Regions from separate parts of the Homo sapiens genome. Here region 2 is linked to region 1. The links are chromatin loops, found by intact Hi-C in ENCODE. Cell type or tissue: endothelial cell of umbilical vein. All regions are shown on one strand. Links, peaks and the distances in the headings refer to the core of each region. The heading gives the core; the rest is flanking DNA.

Region 1 (9,785 bases), core at 621-8,620:
CCTGATTGCACATTAGAATCACCTGGGGATTTTTTTTAAAAAAAAAGCAGGAAAAATATTTATTATAGGGTATTAAATGGCTTACTGAATCATTGAGAGAGTTAAAGAAATAGCCTCAAAGCCAAACACCTGGGGAGCTTCTAAAACACCCATACTAATGCCTGGGGCCTCCCCAGCTTCATTAAGTCAGAACGTCTGGGGGTGGGATCTGGCCATGGGTGTTCTTCTACAAGATCCTCAGGTGCAACCACTGTGGCTGTGGCGCACTGCTCTAAGGAACGAGGCTCTCTCCAGCTCAGACCAATGCGAGAAGGCATTTTTTTGAAGCACTCTCTCATCTCTGGGCCACCCCTTTTCAGACTCCCTTTCCTTTCTACTTGCAGTAAACAACCTTCACAGATGGGGGCGCTGCTTAGCCTTTCGGAAGCTTAGCCTGGTAGCAGTTTTCCAAACATTTCCTCAAAGCAAGGTTTCCACAGGTAGCACATCGCCGTTCAACACAACCAGGCGCTTCCTGTAGATCCACTAATACCTAACAAACAGAAAATTTAAATGCCTTTAAATCCATGTAACTGCTTTCTGGTAATCTTTCTTGTAAAGAGTGAATTGGAAAAGCTGCACGGAGGTTATATATTACTGCAAGAATGATGCTCTAGCTCAGTGGTTCTCAGAGTGTGGCCCCTGAGCAAGCAGCATCAGCATTGCCTGGGAACTGGTTCAAATGCACATTCTTGGACCTCACCCCAAACCCACGGAATCAGAAACTCAAGGGGCTCAATGAGCTTGCAGGACCTCACCTCCAGAGATTCTGATTCCACTGGTCTGGGTGGGCTGAGAAGTTGCTTTTCTAACAAGTTCTCAGGTGATGCTGACGTTGTTGGTCCAGAGACCACACTTTGAGAACCATTGTCCTAGTTGACAGAAAAGCTGGATGAAATCTTTTCTTTTTTCTTTTGGAGATGGAGTTTTGCTCGTTGCCCAGGCTGGAGTGCAGTGGTGCGATCTTGACTCACTGCAACCTCTGCCTCCCGGGTTCAAACGATTCTCCTGCCTCAGCCTCGTGAGTAGCTGGGATTACAGGCGCCCACCACCACGCCGGGCTAATTTTTGTATTTTTAGTAGAGGCGGGGCTTCACCATGTTGGCCAGGCTGGTCTTGAACTCCTGACCTTGTGATCCGCCCCCCTCGGCCTCCCAAAGTGCTGGGATTACAGGTGTGAGCCACCGCGCCCGGCCTCTTTTGTCTTTTAAAAGTGCAGCTCGAAAAGATGCTTCATGTCACTCATTGTTAAATAGATGCAAGTTAAAATGACACTTAGAAATCATTTTCCACTGCCCATGTTAGAAAAGATGAAGTTTGCCAATACCCAGGACTGGAAGAAGTGTGGGTAACAGGCCCTCTGGTCCATCCACTGTTGAGGGAGTACACATTGGTATAGGCCTTGGAAGGCAATGTGGTAACATCTGTTCATGTTTTTTAAAGTACAAACCTTTGGTCTAGTAATTCTGCCTTTGGGGACTTTATACTGCATATGTATGTAAACATGTACATGCAAGAATGTTCACTGCAGCATTTTGGTGTTTGTAGCAGCAAAGGTTTGGAAACAACCTAAATTTCCATCAGTAGAGGACTGGTTAAATGAAGGACTACACTGTGGTGAAAAAGGATGAATCTGGCCGGGCGCGGTGGCTGATGCTTGTAATCCCAGCACTTTGGGAGGCTGAGGCGGGTGGATCATTTGAGTTCAGGAGTTCAAGACCAGCCTGGCCAACATGGTGAAACCCTGTCTCTGCTAAAAATACAAAAATTATCCAGGCAGTGGTGACACGTGCCTGTAGTCCCAGCTACTTGGGAGGCTGAGGTGGGAGAATCGCTTGAGCCTGGGAAGGGAGGTTGCAGTGAGCCAAGATTGTGCCACTACACTCCAGTCTGAGTGACAGAGTGAGACCCCGTCTCCAAAAAAAAAAAAAAAAAAAAAAAAAAAAAAAAAGAATCTGATCTGACATGGAATGGCTCTGAGCCATCTTAAGGGATAAAAACAAGGGGTGAAACAGTGGGGCTGGCACCCTCTCCCGTGTTTGCTTGGGTTTTAAGGGATTACATACACACATATCTGACTGAATATTCACTGGGAAATTGCAGCAGATATTGATTTCCTGGGGAGAAAAACTGGGGGTCTAGGGTAGGAAAAAGATCTAGTTTCACTCATTGTATGTAGCCTTTGGCACAGTTTGACTGTTTTTCTCATGTGTATTTATTTCTTTTTAAATATGAATCTAACCAGTTTTAAAATCTAGCAAAAAAATAAGGGAAAAAAAGATGTTTACATTTCCTCAGGCCAGTTTCGACAATGCTAAAGACACCCAACATATCACTCATGCTGGAGCAATGGTTTGTGCTGGGGACATTATTTGCCTGCCTAAGAAATAGTACTGAGAAACTTATTTTAAATTGTTATTAAATATTTACTTCTCCACCGCTTCCTAAGGTTTCTGCCTAATTTTGTCATCTCTTAGCTAACTATATCTTTATGTTTGGTTCCAACATTGAATGAGACTCTATTAGATTATAAACTCCATGAAGCAAAGATATTCTTGCTCTTGTTCACCACTGTATCTGTGAGGCCAGATACTTGGTGGGCACTCAATCAGTGTTACCTAAATGAATGGATGAAACAACAGATGTACAGTGTTCAGCCTCTCTTCTAGGAACTTAAACACAGACAAGGAAGCAGATTTAAAGACATGAAATGACTTGTCCACCCTCACATAATGAGTAGGGCCATGTCTACTCATGACCGTGTCTACTCAAAGTCCAACGCTAGACTTTGGACCATGTCAACCCCAAAGCCCAAGCCCCTTGCCTTATATCACAAATCTACTTAGGTAATAGTACTCCAGAGATTTATGCTTCAATTATTAAACATCTTACTCCCCCCAACCATTTGATTCCTTTTATTATTTTTATTCTTATTTTTTTGAGACGGTCTCGCTCTGTCTCCCTAGGCTGGAGTACAGTGGCATGATCATGGCTCACTGCAGCCTTGACCTCCCCAAGCTCAAGACGTCCTTCCACCTTAGCCTCTTGAGTAGCTGGGACTATAGGCACATGCCACCAAACCCAGCTAATTTCTGATTTTTTGTAGAGATGGGCGAACTTGCCTGGGAGGTTCCACTATGTTGCCCAGGCTGGTCTCGAACTTCTGAGCTCAAGAGGTCTGCCCACCTTGGCTTCCTTTCCCAAAGTGCTGAGATTACAGGTGTGAGCCACTGCACCCAGCTTTGATTCCTTTTAGACCCATCTATCATTACTCAGGTTTGAGACTAATTATTTGAGACCTAGAGCAGATGTTCAGATGTCATTGGGACAGTTACAAAACTCAGATTTGCTACACTACTGAGGAGCAATTACAGCTAATTGTGTAGGCACTTTGGGAGCCTCAATTTAATTAAATCCAAACACATCTGATCTGGATAAAGGGCCAACCCTGCCTGATGTCAGACAGACTGCTGGATGTTCTGTGAAGAGATGCCACCTCTCCCATGCAAGGGAAGGGCAAAGACATGGTGCCCAGCTCCAGGATCAGCCTTCTGGAAGGTCCTCCTGGGACCTCCCCTGATGTCAGTTACCAAACACCTTTAGTGCCTGGGGCCTCTCCCTGGCCTGTTATTACTAACAGCTACATTAATCTGTTTTTAAATGAGGCTCTATGTATTTAATTCTTATGGGATTAGCACTAGGTAACTATATAATCTTGCTGCCGCTTTTTAAAGTAAGATGAAATCTGAAACACTAGCTGGGCCTTAGACAGATGAGTATTGCACGGCCATTTTGGAAAGGCAACTTGCTGGGAACAGAAAAGACCCCTCACCTTTTTCTCAAGCCCCTACACCTAAAGAAGGACAAGGCAAAGGCTGCCTGAAAGCTATTATTTCAACAGCCACTTCCCCAAATGACACTAGCATGACTAAATAGGCTAAAATACAGGGACTCGAGACTTGGTGTTCCTTGTGGATGGAGACTCTGAGTCATCTCTGTATGTTCCATGCCAGGCCCATGCATGGCATCTGTGGATATGCCACAAAATGTCAGGTGGATAAGAAGGAAGTTTGAATCGTCTGGAATAAAGGCACACAGTACTCGCCAGCATGAGTAAGCAGGGGACATGAAAGAGGTACTTGAATATCTTTCCCACTAAGTTTAGCCTAAGAGAAAAATACAGTTAAGCTAACATGGCTCGCTGACAGGTGGGCGGTTAGGGGCCTAGCAGCCCCTGTCACTTCCATAGTAAAAGTATGTGAGTCATTTCTTAAAGTCAAGGGGAAACTATCTTAAAGCTGAGTCATCCAGGAATACAATAGCTGTAGAAATAAAGTTAAGGCCCCTTTGTGCTATCAAATTAGTTGGCCTTGCCCTTATCTCTGAAATAAGGATTTTAAAAAATGAGTGTTTTCAGCCTTGTTTCCCCAGGTATAGGATGCCTAAAACTGCCCTCTTATGGCTAAAGGTTTAAGTATTCAGATATCATCCTGAAAGTGCAGAACTCACCACTCTTGGCCACTGTTCTGCTTTGGATATGACTCCCTGACACACTTCCTGAAGCTCCTGGCCCCTGGCTCTCAGCAGACGATCTTGCCAGGTGTTTTACTACGATGTCTGAGTTCTGCAAACTCACTACCTTCACTTTCACATTCTCTCTCTCCCTTCACCCATCTCTTCCTCCTCCCTTCCCATTGTGCCCTTCTGCCATTATAAAACTCAACTGTTTAATGCAGAGGCAACACAATTCATAACTATGAATACAATTCAAAATTGAGTCTACACCAATGAAAATGGTAGATATGAGAAGCTTATCGAAACACCTATGTTTATGATCTAATAGAAGATTGTAAGATATTAAGCAGTAAAAACAAAATAGAAGTTCCTTAAAAATCACTGCCTGAAGCTCTTACAGTGAGATGTCTTGGATCATGGGTGATCTCTACAGCATGCTAAAGGTAGGTAACCCTACATCCTAGTCTCTCCAAGAGGGTCCTGGAATGTATTGTTCTGATGCAGTTATTAATAAAGTTATGAATTATTATAACGTTATTAATAAAGTCCCTTTTTACTCTCAAAAGTGTCTCAATTGGAATGTGTAATTAGATGGAGGGAGATGGGGTCTCCCTCCCTTCTAAGACTGAAGTCCCGTCCTCTAAGCAAGACCAAGTTTTCTGACCTTACCTTGAGGTTCCAAAAGATTGTTTGTATATATGTTTGTTTGTTTTAAGAGATAGGGTCTCACTCTGTAGCTCAGGCTGTGCAGTGGCATGATCACAGCTCAGTGTAGCCTTGAACTCCTGGGCACAGCGCTTCTAGAGTAGCCGGGACTACAGACATGAGCCACCATGCCCAGCTAATTTATTTTTATTTTTTGTAGAAATGAGGTCTCACTGTGATTAAAGGTGTGAGCCACTGTACCCAGCCCAAGAGATAATTTTTGTTTTGTTTTTGAGACAGGGTCTCACTCTGTCACCCAGGCTGGAGTGCAGTGGCATGATCACGGTTCACTGCAGCCTTAATCCAAAAGATAGTTTAAAAAACAAAAAAGTTCCTGTATTAAACCCAGTTGGACATTAAAGATTTCCTCCTCCCAGCAAGAGAATTCAATGCTGTGATTTCACGTACTTCCTCACAGCTTGATGTCTAATGCCCGAGAGTCAAGAGTTTAGAAATAAGGGAAGGGCCCACTTCTTCCCTGTTTAAACTCACAGGAAAAAAGCAATTTAAATATTCGAGGCCATTTTCAATGCCAAATGCCCCAGCTTGGTGTTTTGGTGGGAGATGGGTACTAAGTTCTTAGAAGGCTCATGATCCTAAGGGACTCGTTACCTTTGGGGAGCCAGAGCCAGGTTATTTTTATTCCTTTCACTTGACATAGAAGATATTGTTTTTAATCCTATTTTTTTCTCTCTTTAAATCAAGATCAAACTAATAAGATCCTTTGTTACTTGGCTCTTGATTTTCTGGTGATAAAACTTTCAAGATATGAAGGTATGATATGGAGGCCAGAATAAGCACAAGCTGGAAAATTCTGGTTTTCAGTTTATTCTTTGGCTAGTGGATTTGATCTACCTCTTCTTTGCTCTGAACATGAATACTGGACTGTTGGGATAAGGCACTCGGCCAAAGAGAGACAGAAGAAGCAGAATGCTGCCTGAATTCACTGGGCCCCTACAGAATCACTGACAAAAACACTCACATTCCAAACATTGTTTAGTTTAGAAGGTCAATTAAGTCAATAAAGAGTAAGCCAACATGTCTACTGCTGCAGTGCCTCGATTAAAGATTAGGCTCTTTATAATAAATACACTTCAAGAAAATCTTCATGACTTCTTCATCTTCCTTGATTTCCAAGTGTTATTGACCTCACCCACATGACAGGGTTGTTTACCTGGCCTGACCCAGTAGAGTACCCTATTAGTTAAAAAAATTTTTTTTTTTTAGAGACAAGGACTTGCTATGTTGCCCAGCTGGTCTTGAACTCCTACCCTCAAGCTATCCTCCTGCCTTAGTCTCCTGAGTAGCTGAGATTACAAGTGCATGCCACCTCGCTTGGCACAATAAGAAATTTAAGACAGTTTGGTAAACTTTACTCTTGTAGGTGTTCTTCACATTTATTTTTACTCAGGTTAGCTAATGTCTTTATCAAAAGAGACATATTTAGTATTTTCCAGTTTAAAGAATTTATGAACTATACAAAAGTTAAGTGTGAGGAATTTTTTTAAAAAAAAAAAACATTTTTTAGAAGGTTAAAATGTAGCATGTACTACAGTAAAAACTCTTTCCAGTACTGATTTTAAGGGCTGGCTCTGTATATAGAAGCCAGTGGCTTTGAGCTGGAGGCGTGTGGCCCAAACAGATTTGGCCAAGAGGCCAATACTGAAGGTTGTCCAGCTGGAAAGCAAGCATTGCATACTGCAGAATAATCACCACAGCCGACATCCCTGTACACAGAGCTGTAACTCAGACTGAGCTCAAAGAAGGAAGAATTTTATGCTCAACACGAGCAGGTTCTTAAACTCGTCCTTGCAGAAATTCCAAAGTTCACATGAGGTCAACTGTATGAACTGGATGCAGAGGTAAGGTCATTTAACAGTTCAAGTAAATGTTTACCTTTTCTCCTCTAAGGTGGCTCACAGAAAACACAAAGTTAGAGTGAAGGGCCAATGAAGATGATAATCGTTATTGTTTACTGGTATTTGCTGGACTCTATGCCATGCACTTTTATATTATTGCCATTTTTTTTTTTTTAAAGACAGGGTCAGTCTCTGTCGTCTAGGCTGGAGTGCAGTGGCGTAATCTTGGCTCACTGCACTCCTGGGCTCAAGCGATTCTCCTGCCTTTGCCTCCCAGGTAGCTGAGATTACAGGTGTGTATCATCACACCTGGCTTTTTTCATTTTTAGTAGAGATGAGGTTTCACCATGTTCTATCAGGCTGGTCTCAAACTCCTGGGCTCAAGTGATCTGCCAGCCTGGGCGTCCCAAAGTGCTGGGATTACAGGTGTGAGCCACCATGCTGGGACTTATTGCCAAATTTCTTAACAGTCTTTCTCAGCTTTCTCGACCAGGCAGTCAAACCTTCAGCTGTTGGACTATAAAGCACAGGTTCTCTCCCGCTGCAGGCCTTTCCTGACCATCTCTCTCTAAGTGATACACTAGATGGAGGAGATTAACACACAATAATATAAAAATTAGAAATGCAGATCTGGTCCCTGTCTGTGAAAAGGTTGCTGTTGGTAAATATTCCTTTTGGACAAACCTAGCCAATAAGCTTAGACCGACTGTGACTGTGCACCCTCCTTCCCCAACTAGATGGTGAGAGTTCCTCATAGACTGGGATCTTCCTGAAGGCAGGGACTCGAATCCACACCTGTATTCCCATCGCAGAGGCTGGCCCCATCATTGTCTGGAGGATGCTGGCTGAACAAAAGATCAAAGACCAAACCCACAGGTCCAATTCTGTGGCTCTGAGATGCTCTTGGATGCTCTTTTGCCTTAAGCCTAAAATGTATCTGACTGGGAACTATTTCCTCACTCCTTAGTCTCTTACATGGAGAGGCAATGGAGCCTGTTGTTCAGGAGCACGGATTCTAGGACTAGACTGCGAGACTGCCTGTGTTTGAAGCCTGGGCTGCCCACTCATTAACTCTGTGATTTAGAGCAAGTCAGTCATCCTTGTCGGGCCTCAGTTTCCTCACCTGTAAAAGGGGTGTGACTGATTTAATATATCCTACAAAGTATTCACAACAGTGCCTGGCACACAGCAAATGCTATGTAAGTGACAGCTATCAGAACAGTAATGACCACTACCACCAAAGTGGGGAAAATGTCTTTTTAAATACTCAAACATCACACCTGCTCCTCTGTATTCTAATGAACAGTATCCTAAATAGGAAATGAACACTACCACAGAGGTGGTATTAAGTTAGGGTTAAGAATCACATTGATTGAAGGCTGGTTCTGCCACTCACTAGTCACATGACTCAGGTCAAGGTACTTAACCTCCCTAAGCCTGTGAAGTGGGGATACTAATTAAAACCTACCTCTGAGGCAGTAAGGATCAAGTGAAGTAACGTGAAAGCACATGCCTGGCACTCATTAGAGTGAGATAAATGGTAACTGCTGTCATGAAGAATTTTCCTTAATGAATTTATCTTTCAAAGGCAGCACGAAGGGTTCTAAGTCACAAGAATGCTTAATTATCCATTTAGGAAATTCTGTGCAAGGCAGATCTGTTTTCAACAATTTCTAATCACATTAGCAAAGCTTATGTGGTTTGGAACAGAGTTGGGTTGATAAATGGGAAAAGATCCTTTATAATTTTCTCAGAGAAATCTGAGGCAGGTGCATAACAGCAAAAGAAGAATATAGAGTTTCATGTTAATGCCCTCTTTAGTTTTCTTCTGGTCAAGATCACAGTTGCAAAAAGCCCAAAGGGTATTCACAGTGACTTGAATGCCTGGCATCTGCTCAAAAGAGAGGCAATGTGCCTAAGGGAAGACTCACATATAGGGCACAATGGTTTGGGATGTACTAGTTTGTAAAGTATCATTTTACAGTCACAAACTGTCAGTTCCCATCTCAGTAGGCATTCAGTAAACACTGATGCAGTGAATGCTTTCTAGGGTCCAAGCAGGATTCTAGACACTGGGGAACTACAGCAGGGAGTGCGAAAACTGCCTGCTCTCATGGAGTGAACTTCTGGGATGGAGAGACAGATGATAGCCATATAAACAAATAATTTCACAGGTTATGAAAACAAATCCTTAATTTCAAATCTTAAGTGGCTTGAAGAAAGTAAGGAGGGGCATTAGATAATGACTGGGGTTGGGGGGGAGCTTTAGATGAGGGAGAGGAGTCAAGGAAGGGCTCTCTGAGAGGGTGACATCTTGGTTGAGACCTGAGTGACAAAGAGAAGCCAAGTGAAGACCACAGAAGGGCCTTCCAAACAGAACCTGGGCAGTCCTGGGATTAGCAGGCACTGGAGTTCAGTGCCTGGAATTTCCATACACTCAGGGTGGGAATAGGGGGCCTGATGGTGGACTGCAGTATGTCCTGGGGATCCAGAGAGCTCCTCCAATGTCACATCCAGTGACCCCACCTGGAAGAGGCTTACTTGGTTGGGGACCTATTAAAAATGCGTGGAAGGAGATCGAAAAGTGGCATAAGAGACCTATCAGCCAATTGCAATATATGGACCTGACTTGGATCTTAAATTGAACAAAAGAATTAAAATGGGAAA
Region 2 (9,785 bases), core at 685-8,684, 65 kb after region 1:
TTTCCTCCATTTTGCCTCAGTAAACAACCTAAGTTGACAGATAGAAACGACCACAAAACATACTCCTTCCTAACTGACACACAAGTCTCATTAGCAATGAACTCACTAGCTGATTAACTGCTTGGGCCTCCTCCAATGAGTTTAAAATTAATTCCAGGACATACTCTTCTTGATTCTTCTAAAATGGAACCATATCTTCTAAAATGGAACCATGTTAGACTTAATAAATCACTGGATACTAAGTGGTGATCATCATGTCCCATAAACAGTTCCAAGATGCATTGTTCTTGTTTTCTGTGCTAAAATGCATCCTTGGCAGTGCACAGCTGGAACCCCTGCTCCTGACACCACCCCTCTCCTGCTGAGGGGCTTCTCCTGCCCATGGAAAGACTACCCATTCTTCCCTGCAGGTAAAAATCCCCTCTTGCCTAGCCTGGATCTCCCAGCAAACTGTAATGCCCTGAGATAAAACTTTGTCCCCCAAAGTACCCTGTGAGGATGTCAGGAGAAGGACAGCAGAAGGCCACAGCACACCACCCCAAAAACATGGTCTGTTTCCATCCCATGTCATTCTGATTTTTCAGCCTCTTTGGTGGCAGCTTAGATAAAAGTACAACCCCATCTTAACTTGATTACATCTGCAAAGACCCAATTTCCAAATAAGGTCACATTCACTGGTTTCAGATGGGACATAAATTTTGGAGGGTCACTATTGAACTTGCTACACCAGATAAAAGTGGTCAACCTTAAATGTGGGCAACATGACACCCTTGGAGAGAAAGTAAGGAGGAAATGGGCCACCTTCTCCCCACTTTATCTGCCATTTAACTAAATTAGTCAGAGCCATCATAGGGGGAAAAAAACCATTCTGCAGGGACGAAAACAAGCCCAGATGATTTTGGGGAGAAGGCCTAGCCATCCCCGTCTGAGTTGTGCCTTTGTGTCCTCTGAGTCTTTCACTGCCATGGGATGGGAGAGCCTCAGAACATAGCCAGGAGGCTTCGGGAACTGCACAGCCCTGGCGACCCGGCCCTGTTCTCACTCTCGGTAAGGTCTAATGAGGTGAGTGAGCACCTTAGCCAGCAGCTCACAGACCCACCTTTTAGCAAATCGGTGTTGGTCTAGGACCACGTGTCCTCCCACAGAGGGTTCTGTGGAATGGAGTCATCACGGTGCTCAAATACTCTGGGTTTGTTTGTTTTTGAGATGGAGTTTCGCTCTTGTCGCCCAAGCTGCAGTGCAATGGCACAATCTCAGGTCACTGCAACCTCTGCCTCCTGGGTTCAAGCCTCTGGCGTAGCTGGGATTACAGGTGGGTGCCACCATGCCCCACTAATTTATTGCATTTTTAGTAAAAACGGGGTTTCACCATGTTAGCCAGGCTGGTCTCGAACTCCTGACCTCAGGTGATCCACCTGCCTCGGCCTCCCAAAGTGCTGGAATTACAGGCGTGAGCTACTGCACCTGGCCAATACTCTGGGTTTTAAAAGACCACCTCTCGGCTGGGCACAGTGGCTTACATCTATAATCCTGGCCATTTGGGAGGCCAAGGAGGGTGGATTGCTTGAGCCCAGGAGTTCAAGACTAGCCTGTGTGACATGGAGAAACTCCGTCTCTATTGTTTAAAAGAAAAAAAAAAAAGACCTCCTCTCACCACCACCACCACCTCAAGCCAGAAGGGATGGGAAAGCCCTGGAAACAATAGGGCCAATCCTGTTTTCCAGAGATGCTGAGAAACACTGATTTTTGAACATTAACTAACTCAAGCCAGGGACTGCCCTGAAAGGGCGGGAGTGGGTTACCATAACAAGGAAGGATAAAGCCCTTGGTTGATCCAGTCCATCTCTTACAAACCAGGTCCTACAAGGTGAAGGGATCATCAAGTCACACACAATTTAGTAGAAGAGAACTGGAGGGATTGACAGATAATTAAATGTATTTACGGCAAGGTTGCCCTTTGTTGTATTCAAGATAAGTCCTTGAAATTGTCTTTCTGTGCAAACCTACTCATGTGATAACAGTTTTATTTAGCCATATTTCTTCCACAAAGTCATAAGGTCACACACTCAATCTGCTGGAATTTCAGAAAATAGTCTACAAGTTCTCAGGGGGAGTCAAGTTACCCAATGCAGGAAAACGTGAACCTCACATTTAAATGTCAGGAATGGCTACTAACCCATGAGCTTCCACAAAGAAAGTTACCAAACTAAAAATGTCTGAAGACTGAGTCACCAGTTAAACAGGAACATTTAATCGGGCACTTTTACGTGCCCTTACTAAAATACTGAAAGGAAGCTGGCCTCTTCCACTAGCAAATAACCCTGCTGAAAGAATAGTACTGGCTATGAGAGAACGAATGGGTAAAGCACTTAGTAAAATCACAGGCAAAATTGTTTTCTCTTTCACTGAGAAACCATGAATCCATACCTGAGAACAAACAAAAAAATCTTACGCCAGGTGTTTCCTCTAGGGAGGTTCTAGATTTTCTAAGAGAACAGGCATATGAATTGTGAGATTTATCCTAAACATATTTTTAAAAATCTACACCATAATTAAATTCTGTAATATCAGAAGCAAAATTGCAGTTTACCAGAACCCAATGAGCTCAAGTGCCTAGTTTACTGGAATTTTTAAGAGAAGGATACAACTGAAGAAGAGGGCATCTCCAGATTGATTGTCCTGGGCACCATAGAGATGCCACCCACTCTTCTATGTCTGGAAATAAGCTTCCAGAAGGAGGAAATGGAGATGGGGGTGGGAGGGCAAGACCCAGTGCCTGGCACAACCGTTGCCTGAAGAACCACTCAACCCATCTAACTCCCTAAGGCAGGCAAAGAAGAAAGTTTCACCCAGACCTGCAACAGAAAAGGACTTACAGCTACTCTCAGTTAATGAGAAAATAAAAATAACTGGGACTCACCGTTCCTGAGCGTTCTGGTTTCCCAACGCCGACTGGGAGCAGACAAGGCTCCCAGTGCCCCCAGTACTTGGCTAATACACACTGTGGGGCCCGTGATGACAGCATTAACACGTGCAGCCCATTATCACTCTAACAGTCTTGCATTTCACCATGGCAGGCATTTGTGAGGAAACCCGACCAATGACCAATGGGCCACGACCCTCTCCTCCCCTGCCAATTCAGCAGGGATGAGAACAAGCCCAGATGATTTTGCCAAAGGAGAGACTTGCTCGGCCCACTCACCCCAGCTGGGCAAAGCTGAGGTCACTCACCCATCCATCTCTTTCAGCTGTGTGGCTCTCTGATGCTGAATTCTGCCACCTGGGAGCAACAGCGCCCCTCAGGGCTCGGCCACCAGACCCTGTTACACAGGGAGAGACAGCAGAAAAAGCTCTGTGATCCTTGCCCTCCAAGACCAAGAGAAGGTTCTGGGGGCAACAGTACATAGTGTGCACAGCATTTTGAGGCATGCTTTACTTATTTCTGTTTTATAAATACCTCGGACGCTGTGAGTAGAAACAGGATCTCCTGCCAGTTTAGAGCAGAAGGCCTGAAGGTCACATGGATTCCTCTGTGACCAAGTCTTAGGAGACAAATGCTACCAGCTAAATCCAGATAAATATGAAGGATTCATCTGTGCCTGAAATGAAAAAGGGATATTGTGAGATAGGCACCTATCTGGTGCTGAACATGCCAGCCCAACACTGGGCCTCCAGGGAGCCCTGCCCAGCTTCCGCCATCAGTCCTGCTGATTATGAGAGCTAAAGAGCTTTGCCCCCAACTTGTAGGTCACAACCCAAGTGGAAAGACCCAGAGATTCTGGATTCTGGATGTCAGAGGAGGGAGAGGATCCCATTTGTGTCTCTACACTACTTGTCTCCAGTGCCATCTGGAGTTATTCCAACCCTTACCCCCCTGAACATTCTGTGCTGTACAGCTCTGGGCAGATCACTTGCACTTTTGGAGGATTTTGAGGCCTAACTTAAGAGTCCATGTGATATAACTGAATGACACAGGGGCGAAGGTTTTGGAACCAGGAGACCTGCGTTTGATTCCAGATTCTGCCAAGTGACCTTGGGTGAATTATCTAAACATTATGAAGATTTGTTTTTTCTTCTATAAAATGGGGGAAGGGAGGTTACTTTACGTGTAACTGAAGGAAAGAAGTTGATGAAATTCTGTAGGCTAAAAAAAATGACTTAAAATAATAAAATATGCACGGATATCCTCAAGATAAGGTTCGTAAAATGCTTTCAGCTCTTTAGCAGAAAGCTGCTTTATTAAATATTTCAAGATTAGAAAAATGTTAGTTTTAAAGCAACTGCTAAGGAATTGTAACACATGAGGAGGATGAGAATTGGTCCCCAAGTAGTCCTGAGCTTGACTTTATCACATCTTTGCATTGAGGATACCGAATGATCTAAAAACTAAAAACTCGAAAGGAAGCCCTCTGGGTTGATGTATTTTAGGGTCTTAGCTCAGTGGATTGCTTTTTCAAGTAAAGAGACAGAAGTAAGTTCATGCCCTCAAGTGTTCCTCTCTCCCGTCCGTCCACCACAAACACTCCACTATTGTTCCAAGGCTCACTCCTCCTGCCTCCCACTCTGGAAGTAAGTTTTCTCAGCCTTCTTTAAAGCCCAAGGGCAATCCCACCTGCCACCCCTAGCCTACCAGCAGCCTTCTTCCTTTGGGTTTTTGTGCAAACGTTGCCTGTATCAGGCAGGCATTTGCTCCTAGTCCACCTAAAAAATACTCTACACTGCAGAGCAGGAGCGCCCCACATGAAGCAGATAGCTACGCCACTCACTCCTCAGGAGCTCTTCCTCCGCTGGGCTTTCCCAATACATTCGTCTTGCCTCCTCATCAGTTTCCTGGGAGGCAAGGAACTGGCCATCAAGGAAGATGGTTTCATAAAAAATGGCAGAAATATTACTCTGAGATTAGGAAAGAAAATTACCCCACTTACCAAAAATTAATTCACTGGCATAAGTAGGGAGCACCCTCGTGGATAAAGCAGTGGCTTGCAAATGAAGAGGACAGAACCTGCGAAAAGGCATCAGTACCACTGGGAGGGATGTTTTGCAAACTACGCCCTCCTGACATTCCACCTCACTCCCCACAGGGACGAAAGACATCACTCTAACCTCTGTGGGGGCTATGAAAGAAGTATGATACACAGCATCCATAAAACAATTGGAAAATAGTACAACAAATCTGTATATAATGAAGTACTAAACTCTGAAGTACCAACTATAAATACTAGAGGAGTTCAAACAAAGGAGGCAGAAAGAAGAAGGAGGTGGACTCAAAGCTGGGAACCACTGGAAGAGATGGAATAGAAGAGAAGGTGAGAAGGAGGGGTGGATGCAGACGTCAGGCTGGGCTCACAGTTGAGCCAAGGCCCAAGAATGCTGGGCGGTCAGGAAATGGGCAGATGGACAAGAGGGGTGTGTTTTGGAGCAGTGGCAGTGAGTCATTATGGAATGAAGCTTCAGTGCTTTACTTACAAGGGGAATTCCAGACATCAGCCTGGAAAATGACGCTACACAGGTGCTGCCTTGGCTGTGCGCATAGGGCTGTGCACTGTTGTTCATATGAGGGGCTGAAGTGAGGTCATAGGTGTGAGAAGCATTTACTTGGCTACAAGTAACCTGACCCATGGCGATGTTGGACAAGCACTGACGTTCACCATTTGAGCCCCACTGCAAGCCCTTGATGGCATCTAACTAGTTTTGTACAACCTGCTGAACCATACAAAGATATTCACTGGGGGCCCATCCCCTCCAGGCCCTAAAAATCATACTATTTCTCACCTTCACACTGTGTAACCACCCTCTATAACTAGAACATTTGCTAGTCTCTTCTCTGCATAAAAGTGATGATTCATATCTCTTTCATCTCTGTTGGGGGTTCTGACCTATGTACTTGTAATTCAGTCCTCATGTTTAAATTCTACACAAATTTAAATTTAGGGTGTTGAGTGCATAGTGGACACTGTAAATATTTACTAATTGACTAAGTCTGTGGCATTAACCTAAAGCATTATCATTGTGGTTCTCTGAACAGAAGTTTCTTACCAGATTATTACATTGGGCGGAGAGGTACAGGCCTTTATGAGTAATTGCCACGCCACTGTACATCAGGAGAGAAAGCTCACTGTGGCCTGGGCTGTCAGCAGCTTTTGGATATTTAAAGAACATCTCAAAGTTCAAGCAAATAATTATCCATCCAAAAATGAGAGTTTTCACTTTCCACTGCTCAGAGGAGTTACTGTCCCAAGGCATATTTCTTTCACACTTTCCCCATTTGTCTCAAGAACATCTCACTGGGCTCAAAGATCTACTCCAGAAACTGCTGTCTCACAAATAAAGAAATATATTCAAAGCTAAAACAGGATGTTGGAGGTAGCAGAAGAAAGGAAAGGCCCGCAAATAGAAAGTAGATGGAAATCTACCCATTGATTGTTGACATTCAGTTAAATACTGAAATACCATTAGAAGACTCATGATTTCTGCTATTCTCTCCAAAATATACAATGCAACAAAATTGTCTATGGTATTCTCCAACTGACATGAGCTTATTTGGTCCAGAAAATATAAAACTCAATACCATTAACTGTAGTTTAACCTAGATTAAAAGGCTGGTGAAATTATAAAATAAGGTTCCTTTTTTTTTGAGATGGAGTCTCTCACTGTGGCCCAGGGTGGAGTGCAATGGCACATCTCAGCTCACAGCAACCTCCGCCTCCTGGGTTCCAGCAATTCTCCTGCCTCAGCCTCCCGAGTAGCTGGTATTACAGGTGCCCGCCACCACACCTGGCTAATTTTTTGTATTTTTAGTAGAGACAGGGTTTCACTATGTTGGCCAGGCTGGTCTCGAACTCCTGACCTCGTGATCCACCCACCTCAGCCTCCGAAAGTGCTGGGATTACAGGCGTGAGCCACTTTGCCTGGCCAATAAGGTTCCTTTTTAACATCTAAGGAGAATGGAAAAATATTTCTACAAAGATTTCTGCTTCATTGAGATGCTTTCTGTAGATGTACATTGGTGGTGGGGTAGAGAGGCTACTTGCAGGATCTGGACACAGACAGATTTGACCTGAACTGCAGCTACACTACTTACTAGTTGTGTGGCTTCGGGCAAGTGGGAGGATCACTTGAGCACAGAAGATTGAGGCTACAGTGAGCTATGATCGCACTATTGCACTCCAGCCTGGGTGACAGAGTAAGACCCTGTCTCTTAAAAAAAAAAAAAAAAATTAACAACACAATGTGAACTTGGGAGTGGTGTGCTCACCAGAGAAGACAAAGGAGAGACTTCATTCACCAAGGCTGGAAGATCCCAGTCCAGAGCCAAATGTCTGGGTCCTCAAGCCTGGTTAGTCTGGTCTTGACTTGCCTGTGAGCAATCATGATCAATGCTAATTTAAATGTCTTCTACAGGTAACATGGATCACACACACGTTCCTTCTCCCATTCCAGACCATAAGCTCCTCTACCGGCTGCCCAGACAAAATATTAAATCTGTGAACCATAAGTTAGGGTAAAGACTCTCATCCTAGAATCTAGTATTGTTCTTTGGCTCTGATACTGTTATCTTTAAATCACTGTATCTTTATTATTTACTTATTTTTTGAGACAGGGTCTTGCTCTGCTGCCCAGGCTGGAGTGCAGCGGCATGATCTTGGCTCACTGCAACCTCCACCTCCCGGGTTCAAGCAATTCTATTCTCATGCCTCAGCCTCCCGAGTAGCTGGGACCACAGGTGTGCACTACCATGCCCAGCTTAGTTTTATATTTTTCACCATGTTGGCCAGGATGGTCTTGAACTCCTGGCCTCAAGTGATCCACTTACCTCGGCCTCCCAAAGTGCTGGGATTACAGGTATGAGCTACTGCACCCCGCCTTTTATTTATTTATTTTAATTTATAGAGACAAGGTCTTGCTCTGTTACCCAGGCTGGAGTGCAGTGGTGCAATCATAGCTCACTGCAACTCTGAACTCCTGGGCTCAAGTGATCTTCCTGCCTCAGCTTCCCGAGTAGCTGGGACTGCAGGTATGTGCCACCACACTTGGCTAATTAAAATTTCTTGTTGTTGTTGTTGTTGCAGAGATGGAGTCTCACTATGTTTTCCAGGCTGGTCTCCAACTACTGGCCTCAAGTGATCCTCCCACCTTAGCCTCCCACTGTGCTGGAATTATACAGGTATGAGCCACTGAGCCTGGCCAAATCATGATAACTTTAAATGAAGGAACAAAGCTGGATGATAAGAAAATGTCCTATTTGTGTAGCTCTATCGTTTATAAAGTGTTCGTGATTTTAATACATTACCTCATTTACTCCTCAAACATGTCACAGAATGCATTTGTGTTGACAGTGAAGACTGAATGCCTAACTTACTGACAAAGTGCATCCTCCGACATTACCTCATTTGGTGCTCACAACCGCTGTGAGTTACTATTAATGCAGGCAAGGAAACTGAGGACCAGGGACCCTCCCTGTGCCAGGCCCTGGTGAGGCTCTAGGAATACAGAGAAGCAAGGCACCCATCCATCTTATAAGCTGTTTGCAGAGCTGGATGGATTCTGATCACTTCAGCCTTGATAATTCAGCTTTACAGAAGCTCCATGAGGCCTCTCTGCTCATCCATAAGAGACTTAAAGAAATCTGCATTCCTCTTATAAGCTCTTTTGTGGCAAAGTGCTGATTTCTCTTGCGATGTCAGTGCAACATCCAGAATTTATATGTAGAGTCAATAAATAGACTGATGGGTGATATTAATGATAGATGGAGGGAAAGGAACTATGTTTTCTAAATTGGGAAAAATATCCTTGGCTATAATCTACTCGGCATTTTCCATCATCCCACTATTTAGAAGGGTACATTTGTCAACATCATTGACAAGAATGAGCAAGCACTTTATTTACATGATCAGAATAGAGGAGGGAACTGCAGCCAGGATATTTGGAACCTGAGAAGCTAATGTCTACAGTGTGAATACAGTTCAGGCCACACAAGGAGCTGGAAGGGGTTGGAAGCTCAGTTAGCACTGTGGAAAGCCTCCTCTATGGCCCATAGTGGGGCACAGGGTGTTCAGGCCCCAGGGAAACTCCTCAGGACAGAGTGTCTGGCACAGCGTCCAGCAGGGAAAGAGCTCAATAAATGCCTGCTGAACTCTGAATTTTTCTCATTCTCTGAATGAGAAAAAAGAACATTTCCCAGCTGTGAGGACTCTAGCACAATCACATAATCCTAGGAATATTGTATGTCCCTCAATTTTTAGGAAATAGTAATGACATAATTGAATACATGAGAAAAAGTAATAGGATGCCAAACAATATATGTAGAAATTTGCTAAAATTTGCCTGGGTGCCATGGCGCACATCTGTAATCCCAGCACTTTGGGAGGCTGAGGTGGGTGGATCACTTGAGCTCAGGAATTTGAGACCAGCCTGGGCAACATGGTGAAACCCCATCTCTACAACAAACACAAAAATTAGCTGGGTGTGATGTAGTCCTAACTACTGGGAAGGCTGAGGTGGAAGGATCACTTGAGTCTAGGAGGTGGAGGCTGCAGTGAGCCCAGATCCTGCCACTGCAATCCAGCCTGCGTGACAGAGTGAGACTGTCTCAAAAAAGAAAAAACAAGAAATTTGCTAACATGTATAATTCCATGTTAAGTGACTAAAACAAGGAGCAGAACAACATGTACAATATGCTACCAGTTATATAAAAAAGAAAGAAAAAGAATATAGATGCATACACATTTGCTGGGACACACATAAAAGATCTCTGAAAAAATATACAAGATACTAGTAACATTGAG

What was found. Hi-C counts contacts between places; a loop is a spot of excess contacts. Peaks named below come from ENCODE experiments on the same cell type or tissue, not always from the same donor. Only the 100,000 strongest peaks of a DNase experiment are listed, where the experiment ranks them.
Region 2: it touches region 1 in a loop (5-fold over the local background); 10 of 110 quality-filtered maps call a loop at or near these places.

Annotation. Positions count from the first base shown.
Region 1 is chr15:89,162,286-89,172,070 of GRCh38, reverse strand. All of the region lies in intron 5 of ABHD2 (abhydrolase domain containing 2, acylglycerol lipase), which reads right to left. Among named protein-coding and RNA genes, the nearest start is that of RLBP1, 54 kb to the left of the region's middle. RefSeq lists enhancers at 4,327-4,696, 3,606-4,805. In endothelial cell of umbilical vein, for the core only: no CTCF peak of the experiment used is centred there; DNase peaks (open chromatin) are centred at 4,190 and 6,070; H3K27ac peaks cover 3,100 bases.
Region 2 is chr15:89,097,717-89,107,501 of GRCh38, reverse strand. The region is part of intron 1 of ABHD2 (abhydrolase domain containing 2, acylglycerol lipase); the gene reads right to left. It overlaps LOC124903573, which reads left to right and starts at 970. Exons shown (of 7, transcript XM_047433432.1): 1 at 970-1,062; 2 at 3,748-3,890. The coding sequence starts at 970. RefSeq lists an enhancer at 4,634-5,833. In endothelial cell of umbilical vein, for the core only: no CTCF peak of the experiment used is centred there; DNase peaks (open chromatin) are centred at 2,121 and 5,471; H3K27ac peaks cover 5,172 bases.